2 separate regions of the Homo sapiens genome follow, and region 1 is linked to region 2. A link is a loop called in an ENCODE intact Hi-C map of the cell type or tissue named here. Cell type or tissue: breast epithelium. All regions are shown on one strand. Each heading gives the region's core, and the rest is flanking DNA. Links, peaks and the distances in the headings are about the cores only. Region 1 has its middle 36 kb from the start of CXCL13. Region 2 holds the start of LOC105377291 (a long non-coding RNA gene).

Evidence for each region. Hi-C counts contacts between places; a loop is a spot of excess contacts. Peaks named below come from ENCODE experiments on the same cell type or tissue, not always from the same donor. Only the 100,000 strongest peaks of a DNase experiment are listed, where the experiment ranks them.
Region 1: it touches region 2 in a loop (30-fold over the local background); 1 of 110 quality-filtered maps calls a loop at or near these places.

Annotation. Positions count from the first base shown.
Region 1 is chr4:77,639,906-77,644,307 of GRCh38, reverse strand. No RefSeq gene overlaps it. Among named protein-coding and RNA genes, the nearest start is that of CXCL13, 36 kb to the right of the region's middle. In breast epithelium, for the core only: no CTCF peak of the experiment used is centred there; no DNase peak of the experiment used is centred there.
Region 2 is chr4:77,019,645-77,024,046 of GRCh38, reverse strand. It overlaps SEPTIN11 (septin 11), which reads right to left. Exons shown (of 10, transcript NM_018243.4): 7 at 3,377-3,545. LOC105377291 (a long non-coding RNA gene) reads left to right here and starts at 722. Exons shown (of 2, transcript XR_001741734.2): 1 at 722-1,788; 2 at 3,271-4,402. RefSeq lists an enhancer at 553-1,172. In breast epithelium, for the core only: no CTCF peak of the experiment used is centred there; a DNase peak (open chromatin) is centred at 2,196; H3K27ac peaks cover 1,446 bases.

The sequences.
Region 1 (4,402 bases), core at 226-4,225, 620 kb before region 2:
TGTTGTTCCATCCATTCAACTAATCTTGGTCTTTTGATTGGAGAGTTTTGCCCATTTACATTCAATGTTATTGTTGATAAGTAAGGACTTACTCCTGCCATTTTGTTATTTGTTTTCTGCTTGTTTAATGGTCTTCTCTTCCTTCTTTCTTTCCTTACTGTCTTATTCTAGTGAAGGTGATTTTCTCTGGTGATATAATTTTGTTTCGTTTTATTTTTTGTTTATCCATTGTATACTTTTTGGTTTGAGGTTACCACAAAGCTTGCAAATACTATCTTATAACCCATTATTTAAACTTGATAACACTATTTGCATAAACAAACAAGCAAAAAGAAAACAAATACAAATTCTACACCTTAACTCTGTTGCCCCAATTTTTAATTTTTTGTTGTTTCTATCTTGTTGTACTATGTGTTGAAAAGTTATAGTTATTGTTTTTGATTCATTTACCATTTAGTCTTTCTACTTAGGACAAGAGTAGTTTACACACCACAGTTACATATTCTGTGTTTTTCTGGGTAGTTACTATTACCAGTAAGTTGTACCTTTGGGTGATTATTTATTGTTCATTAATGTCCTTTTCTTTTTGATTGAAGTACTCCCTTTGCATTTTTTGTAGGACAGGTCAGGTATTGATGAAATTTCTCCGCTTCTGTCTGGGAAAGTATTTATTCATCCTTCATGTTTGAAGGATATTTTTGCCAGATATGCTATTCTAGGGTAAAGTTTAAATCCCAAGCTGCTGTATAATTATCAAGTGGAGTACAGTGGCATTGGTCCAAAAAGGCATTTTAAACACACTAATAATAAACAGATTTCAAATGATCTAATCAATCACCATTGTGGCTGTCACTTTGTTTCCATCCAAACATACTGTAGTAACTAAATTTAAATACTAAACATGTTGGAGCCTTTGAGAAGCCTTCTTTGATGATGTCACTGAAATCAAAACTTGTAACATTAATTTGGCTCTGAACAATATAATCATGAACTCCATAACAACTTTTGGATTTCTGTAGTATTACTGACATTTTAAAGTAAGTCTAGATATGTTAATTCATTCATCTCAAAACTTTTTGAGGAAGTGGCAATGATATCTCTTGAGCACTGCTCAACAAGATGTGCCAGGTGTTGTGCATTCTTTGACTTCTCTTAACAATATTATTTAATATGTATTTTTGTACCCATTTTATAAGGAAACTGAGATTTAAATGGTTTTAATAACATAGCAAAACCCTTAGTGCTATTAAATGGCAGAGCTGATATGTGAGCCTATTTCTCTCTCTATCACCTCAATCACAACACCTTGCATGGGAAGGCAGAATGACCCTAACCCTATGAAATTCCAGACATCAAAAATGAGTAAGATAGTTCCTGCCCTCAAGAGCGTAGTCTTTCCTTCAAGACAGGAACCAGTGAAATGCTTATAGGTTTGTAAAATATGCTCATGATATATCTTTCCCCCAGAGCAACGCTACTACACCCATCCACACTCTCTTAGTGCTATCTCATATACTTCATGTGGAAAACACATGATAACAGAGCATCATTAGCTGTTTCTCCTCCGCTTAGCCTCTGATTTATGCTACTTTATTCCAGCAATCATCTTGAATCTATTCCTATTATTGTCCCCAAACTTAATTTAGCTTTTCTCTCTCCTCAGTAGAAATATACTACATGGTGCCATATGACCCCTGTTGCAGACGATGTCAATGTTCCTCTTGTAATCCCTATACTCACCTTGGGGACAGTCCCCATATAGGCTGATGGCTTCCTGAGTCTTTCTACTTGATAGTGTTCTCTATCCTCAGGAGCTTCCTCAGCCCATATACAGAGCAGAAAGAAAGTGCCAGAGTGTTAAAACCCCCAGAGGGACTGCTCAGCCAATGAAGGTGTAGAAATTGGTGGATAAATACTCTGACCTCATCCTCCAGTGGGAAAGTTCTGAGAAATGTTCAATGCAGTCTCTGAGAGGGTTCCAGGAGCATCAAGCCCCAGATGCCATTCTCATCAGTGGAATTTTTATTGGCTTTCTTTTCTTCCCTATTTATTGAAGATTGGGATCCCCAGGCAGCTGACTCTGAGAAGGGCATTAGTGTTCAAGAGATTTACTGGAAAGTACTTTCAGGATTAATCCCTGTGTAGGAAAAGGAAGGAAGCAGGGTTGGGATGAGGGAGAAGTTTGAATGTATCAATGTTTGAAGCATCATTTGACTACATAGGGAGATCTGAAGCCAGGATGTCCCTTTAAAATTGTCTGAATTGTGGTAAAGGGGACGGGCCATAATGACCTGCATTGACAACTTATTTTCAGATTTTTAGATTCAGTCTGTCTCCAGGAAAATGAATAACCTTGTGAGGTGGTTCTCTTCAGCTGAGGGAAATTTTTGGAGAGGGCAAACAACTAAGGAGGGCTAGCCAGAACCCCCAGCAGCTTGAGAATAAGCCCTTCAGTCACGAAGAGGGATCTAGGCAGTGCATCAAGGCATCCACTAAAGTCCACTCCTTGCTCCATTCAGATTCACTTCATCTGAGTTTTGGAGAAGCTCCTCTAGAATTCTGGTGGGCCTCCTCTCCTGTGGTAAACTTATAAAAGGAAAGTCAGAGAGATAAACTATAGTCTATACAGCTAGCGCTAATCTCAAGGGTATAACTGATACCCATTATCTCCCTACTTTGCTATCCATTGTGGATTTCCCTCATCCTCAGCTAGCACTTCTGCTGATCTTGGTGGCTTATTTCACTCAAGTGCTCCTAGCCTGGTCAACCTGTGACTGCTGCACTTGTCCATTTACAGGCAAAATTGGGCAAGGGAATATCAAGAGATGCATGAGCAAATTTCTTAGGTGCCAAATGTATTGCTATATGCCGTTTTGCATGTGTAAAGGTAGTCTGACTTCCCCTTGATGATCTACCAAGATAGTGACTCTTATTGATTGCTTGTTCTGTGGAATGAGTATCCAAAGTTCCCAGGGGTTGCCATAACCTAAAGCTTAAGAGGACTTTTACTATATACTCAGGTAGAAACATTTCTCTTTTTGGAAACAATATACCTAAACCACAGGGCCTACCTGGGACCTGTGGTTGAACATACCCATGGCTCAGCTTACATCCTTGCATTCACTTGGCTATATTGACTGAGCTGTATTCCCAGATAGGAATACTCTTATTCCAGAAACCTGAGAGGCCCACCAGGTATCGTGCTCCCTTCTTCATGGTAGGAAGTGCATGATGCAATAATTTAAACTTTCCTTTGAAGGGGATGATCTGGCATGTTCCAGCCCACTGGCTCCTAAAAAATTCCTGGATAGGGATGACTCCTGAATCTTCATAGCTTTCATTTTACCCTTTCTGGAGGACATGTGTCTTCCTAAGGTCATGAACATACTTGCCACTTGTTGCTCAACCAGTCAGATTAGCATGATGCCGTCAATATAGTGGACCAATGTGAAATTATAAGGGCATGTTGGATTATAACAGAACAAGAAAGTAAACCTAGTCCTGGGGCAACACTATAAATATAATATTTGTAGCATGCTGTAGTCAGTTCCAAGTGAATGCAAACTTTTTGATGGGATTGGGAAAGAACATATTTGCCAGGTTAATAACTGTATACCACTGCTCTATCAAAAAAGCCACGCTTGCCCCAGTGATAAAATTAGTACAAATATTTGGTTAGGTTTGCAATAGGTTATTTTCAGGATCCATCTGGATTTTGTATAAGGCATATTGGTGAATTAAATGGAGATATGATGGGGACCAGCACTAAATCTGCTTTGCAAGAAATGCTAAGGGGAGTTCCTTCAAGATGAAGGAAAAGGATGCTAATTAGTAACATGAAAACATAGGAAAGTATAAAACTCACTAGTAAAAACAACTACATTGTGAAATTCAAAACACTATAATACTGTAATGTTGATGGGCAAATTAAGCATATCTCTAGTATAAAGGCTAAAAGGCAAACCTAGTAAAACCACAGCTACAAAAATTTATTAAGAAATACTAATACTTTGAGGGCTCGGGGGAAGGATAGGAAGAGGGTGAGGAATAAAAAACTACACACTGGGTATAGTGTATACTACTTGGGTGATGGATACACCAAAATCTCAGAAATCACCACTAAAAGACTCATCCATGTAACAAAAAACCACCTGTTCCCCAAAAATTACTGAAATAAAAAAATAAGTATTTCCTGTCCATACAAAAAATACAAATAATAAAAAAAATTTATGCTATCAAAAACAAAAATATGGGGGGTGAGGGGAAGTAAAAGAGTATAGTGTTGTGTATGCAATCAAAATTAAGTTGCTATCAGCTTAAAATAGCCTGTTATAAGTATACAAAGTTTTATGTAAGCCTCAAGATAACCACAAAGCAAAACCCTATAAACAGCAAAAGCCTA
Region 2 (4,402 bases), core at 122-4,121:
AAGTGGGGCCCAGAGGACAAAAGGTGAACGAGGGTGCTCACTGGGAAGGATGAACTTCACTGCACACCCATGCAGAAATCCTGTGCTTTGAGAATATAATAAAACCTTAAGCCCTTGATTTATACTCCTCCAAGCTCAGCCTAAATTCACACGGAAGATCCATCTTCCAAGCACATCCAGGAATGGTGACTTTGCAGATGAAATTCTGGAAAATCACTTCAATCAACTGTGGCTTCTGCTTTTCCTTAACTCTGTCATCCTTCAAACAGAGTCACCTCACTCCATTCCTCCCGCTCAGGTGCACAGGAAGTGCTGAGGGTGCCCGAAATTCTTCAAAGGGAAAGGCCGAGCCCTTTTAAAAGTAGTGGTTTCCAAGAAAAGGAAAATCAAATTCATTTCTTATCACTATTTACCAAGACATGTGATTCAAAGCCAACTTTTGGTACCAAGTAATCTTCCCTAAACCAGGAGGGACATCAGAGTTTGAATGAGTGGTCTAAGAGGAGAAATTGTTTCCAGTTGAAATGGAAAACCTGGTTCCAGTTATCGAGATGTTGGAAGGTATTTATTTTTAGAAGGTCCACTTTTTTCTAATTTTCTTATATATGGAAAAAAGTAAAGGCCTTGGTAATATATATGTGTGTGTATATATATTATATGTGTATATATTATATATTATTATATAATTATATCATATATTAGTAATATATGATATAATTAATATATATTATTTTATATATATATTGTGTGTGTGTGTGTGTGTGTGTGTGTGTGTGTATACATTTTCCCTTTTCATCATCAAAAGCAAAACTCAGGCCAGGGGAAATGGATCCAAGTGGGGAGGGGAGACATGGATAAAGCATGCTCTCTAAGCGTCAGGCAGCCTCGGTGATATCCCTCACCAATCCTGAAGCCCCTGAAACAGGGAGAACAAAGCAGTGGGCTTGCCCAGCAGCTGTCCCTTGCAGAAGCCCTGCTGGGCCTACCCAGCTCCACCTCCTCCTGGTGGGCAGTTACTCTGGGCTTGCAGGAAATGCCTTAATTAAAATGCTGGCCACACAGACAACTTAGCAGGCTGTGCGTCTGCAGCAGCAGGAAATCCTCACAATCCCCAGGCTCCCAGGGATCCTAAGGAACCCAGTCAAGATGGTGGAAAGACCTAAGTGGCAAACTTAGGCCACTGGGCCCTTCCTGGTGGTGTAGATAGCTAAGGATAGCATCATAGACTCTTCAAATTCCACAGATTCCTGAGTTGAAAGAAACACAACTATGCCAAATGGCTCTGAACATTTTGAGAAGTAAAACACTTTGGGAGGTAAATGACCTCTAACAAACTCAAGAAGCAGTCACATGCATTCTAACTTTTGCAGGCAGTTCACAGGCTCCAAGTTATGATCTCGTCTAGGGGTTGGGAAACTACAGCCTGAGGACCAAATCTGGCCCCCCATCTGTTTTTGTAAATGAAGTTTTACCGGAACACAGCCATGCCCATTCATTTACAGTATGGTCTATGGCTGCTTTCGGACGACAAGGGCAGAACTGAATAGTTGTGACAGAGACCGTTTGGCCTGCAGAACCTAAAATATTTACTGTCTAACCCAGTATGGAAAAAAATTTTTTTTTACTGGATCTAATTATTCCCTGATCTGGATCAGCTCCTCATTTCACAGATGAAGAAACTCAGGCCCAGATGGGTTAAGAACTTGTAGCGTAGCAGGACCAAGAACTGAACCCAAACTCCTGACTCCTAGCCCAGTGCTCTTCAACACTGTCTGGATTTGAATGAAGGTGAGGGGAAAATGAATTCAATTTTATGGCAGTTCCTTTTGTTCCATATCTCTTTGCATGAAAACAAATATTTTATGTAATACTGAAGACGGCCTTTCCCACACAGAAACCATTTCATCAGGTTTAGTAACCATAAAGTGGACTTGATTTTGTAAGGATTATTTTCTGGTAAATGCATTTCAAGGTTCAATTAGCTAAACCTGTGTACACAAAAAGGTGTCCTACACCTCGCCTCAGAACATGACTTTCACATGGTTGGAGATGGTCAGTTTTGCAAGCCGTCAGGGCAGAAGTGAATGATGCAATCTTGGCTAGAAGTTAACTTCTTGGTATGCCCCTTGTCTGGGTTCTGCATTTGTTCTCACTGCATACACACATGCTCATGGAACTCCTCAGCAGCACAGTGCCAGGCGACAAGCCCAGGCATTCCTAAACTATCTCTAAAGCAATTGCAAGAAAATAAACTCCCTCCTACAGACCCACGGGGACAGAATCTGCTGTGCACAGGCTGCCTCCGGTTCTATTGTCAGCCAGCTTGTAGACATCAGAGTGTGTTGTAGGCCAAAGAGGAGAAAGACAGGTTTTTTTTCCCCAAGGAACTATGGCCCTCAGTTTGTAAAGGCACAGAGCCCAGACACACCTCACACCACCTGAATTCAAATCCCCATTAAGAAACAGCTTGGGGGCCAGGCGCGGTGGCTCACGCCTGTAATCCCAGCACTTTGGGAGGCCGAGGCACTCCAGCCTGGTGACAGAGCAAGGCTCCGTCTCAAACAAAAAAAAAGAAAGAAAACTGCTTGGGCACCATCTGGACAATCCTCTCCTCGACCAGGAGGTGGTGAACCTGGCCTGGCAGCCTCACCCCACAACTTTACCCAGAACCACCCCATGACTCACTACGGTGTGGGCAACAGCACCCCAGCCTTGCCAGCCCTATCCCTACCACTGGATTCTGACGGGGTCTGGGCTTCGGCTAGGATATTAATTCTACATCCATTTCTCCCCTTCACATTTTGCGTCTCCACCCGTCAGTGATATAAGAAAATACATAGATCTCCTAAAAGCTATTCTCCTTTCCTCCTGATTCTTTGTTGTTAGAATTTTACCGAACCACTGAAAGCTAATAGTAAAAGTGCTTGACAAAGGAAGAGCCTCCGGAAGTTAAAGGTGTTTGGCAAAAATGAATGGGGCAAACTGTAATCAGCAGCCGCACCTTTGTAAATATATCGACCAGGCTCTGCACCTCTGCAAGAGAACTGGCAGAAACCTGGGCTCAGGACCCAGATGGCAAGAGCTCAACACCACACCATTGTTTACTACTTGGAGGACCTTGGGCAGTTTGTTTACACTTTCAGTGCCTTTGTTTCCTCATCTGTAAAATGTGGATAATAATGACATCAACTAGGTAAGTTAGTTGAGATAATGCAAATAAAGCAATTATCACAATGCCTGACAACATATGTATTAATCTTCACCCACCAGATCCTTCCATCATCACCATCTCAATCCAGCAAGCATTTCTGTGATGTACCACCATGCCACTCTCGCCACTGTCTGGGAGACACCTGATTGCTAGATGCCTTCATACCTGAAGGGTTTGCTGTCAGGGTCAGTGTCCTTGAACCCCATCTCTTCAAGCTTACAGCGTCGGTACAATTCATAGTGGCGGGTGTGAGTCTGCTCTCGCAAGTCCTCCATGTTCACGCGGATCAGCATCTCTCGAAGTTTCACAAAATCGCAATGATTTTCATTCTCAACTACAAGAGAGGGGGGAAATGGCGGAAGTGGGATTAGCAATGATGTCACTGAAATATCTGCAGTGATGCTTCCAAGATGTTATTACCATCACTCCTGAAATCTCTGGGGTCTCAAGACCATCTGAAGATCCTTTACTGGATTCACCTTACATTCCTGACGAAGACAAGATTTCTGACAACATTGACCATAATACTGATGACAACGCTGACTGCTGAGTGCCTACTCAGCACAGAGCACAGAGGGAGGAGCTTGAAAACAAATATTGTCTTTACCCTTCATAATAACTCTGCCAACTAGATGTCATGACTCTTGCTTTGCAGACGCAGGAGCTTGGTGAGCAAGCTGACCTCCCAAAGAGAGGTAGCAGGGTCTAGATTCAAATGCCAGAACATCTGGCCCAAAGCCAGATGTATTTGTACCACTCCATGCTGTCTATAACTGTGCAGGGCCACTTTTACATACCACTTCATTTAATTTTATCAACAACACTAGGAAGAAAGGAGTTTTCTTATTGTAGAGAAATTAGTAAGAGTAAGAAAAATTGTATTTTTCCCAGGGATCTCAAAGGTACTGTTTCTTCTCACAGCTTTATTGCCTTTATTCAAAACAGAGGAAAAGGAGGTCTGATACATCTTAAACCAGCGAAGAACTTTCTTTAGCCATCCTGCTTAATCCATAGCACTGGATGTCCTCCTTCAGAACATAAGAGTAGGTCATAGAGTCCTTGTCATTCAAAGTGACACACGTGACAAGCTTTCAGGTTAGACTGTGGCCATGTCCCACAGTGCCAAATATAGATCAAATATTCTCCTAAGTCTCAGATTTACTAAGATAACATTTTATTAGAAGACATTTT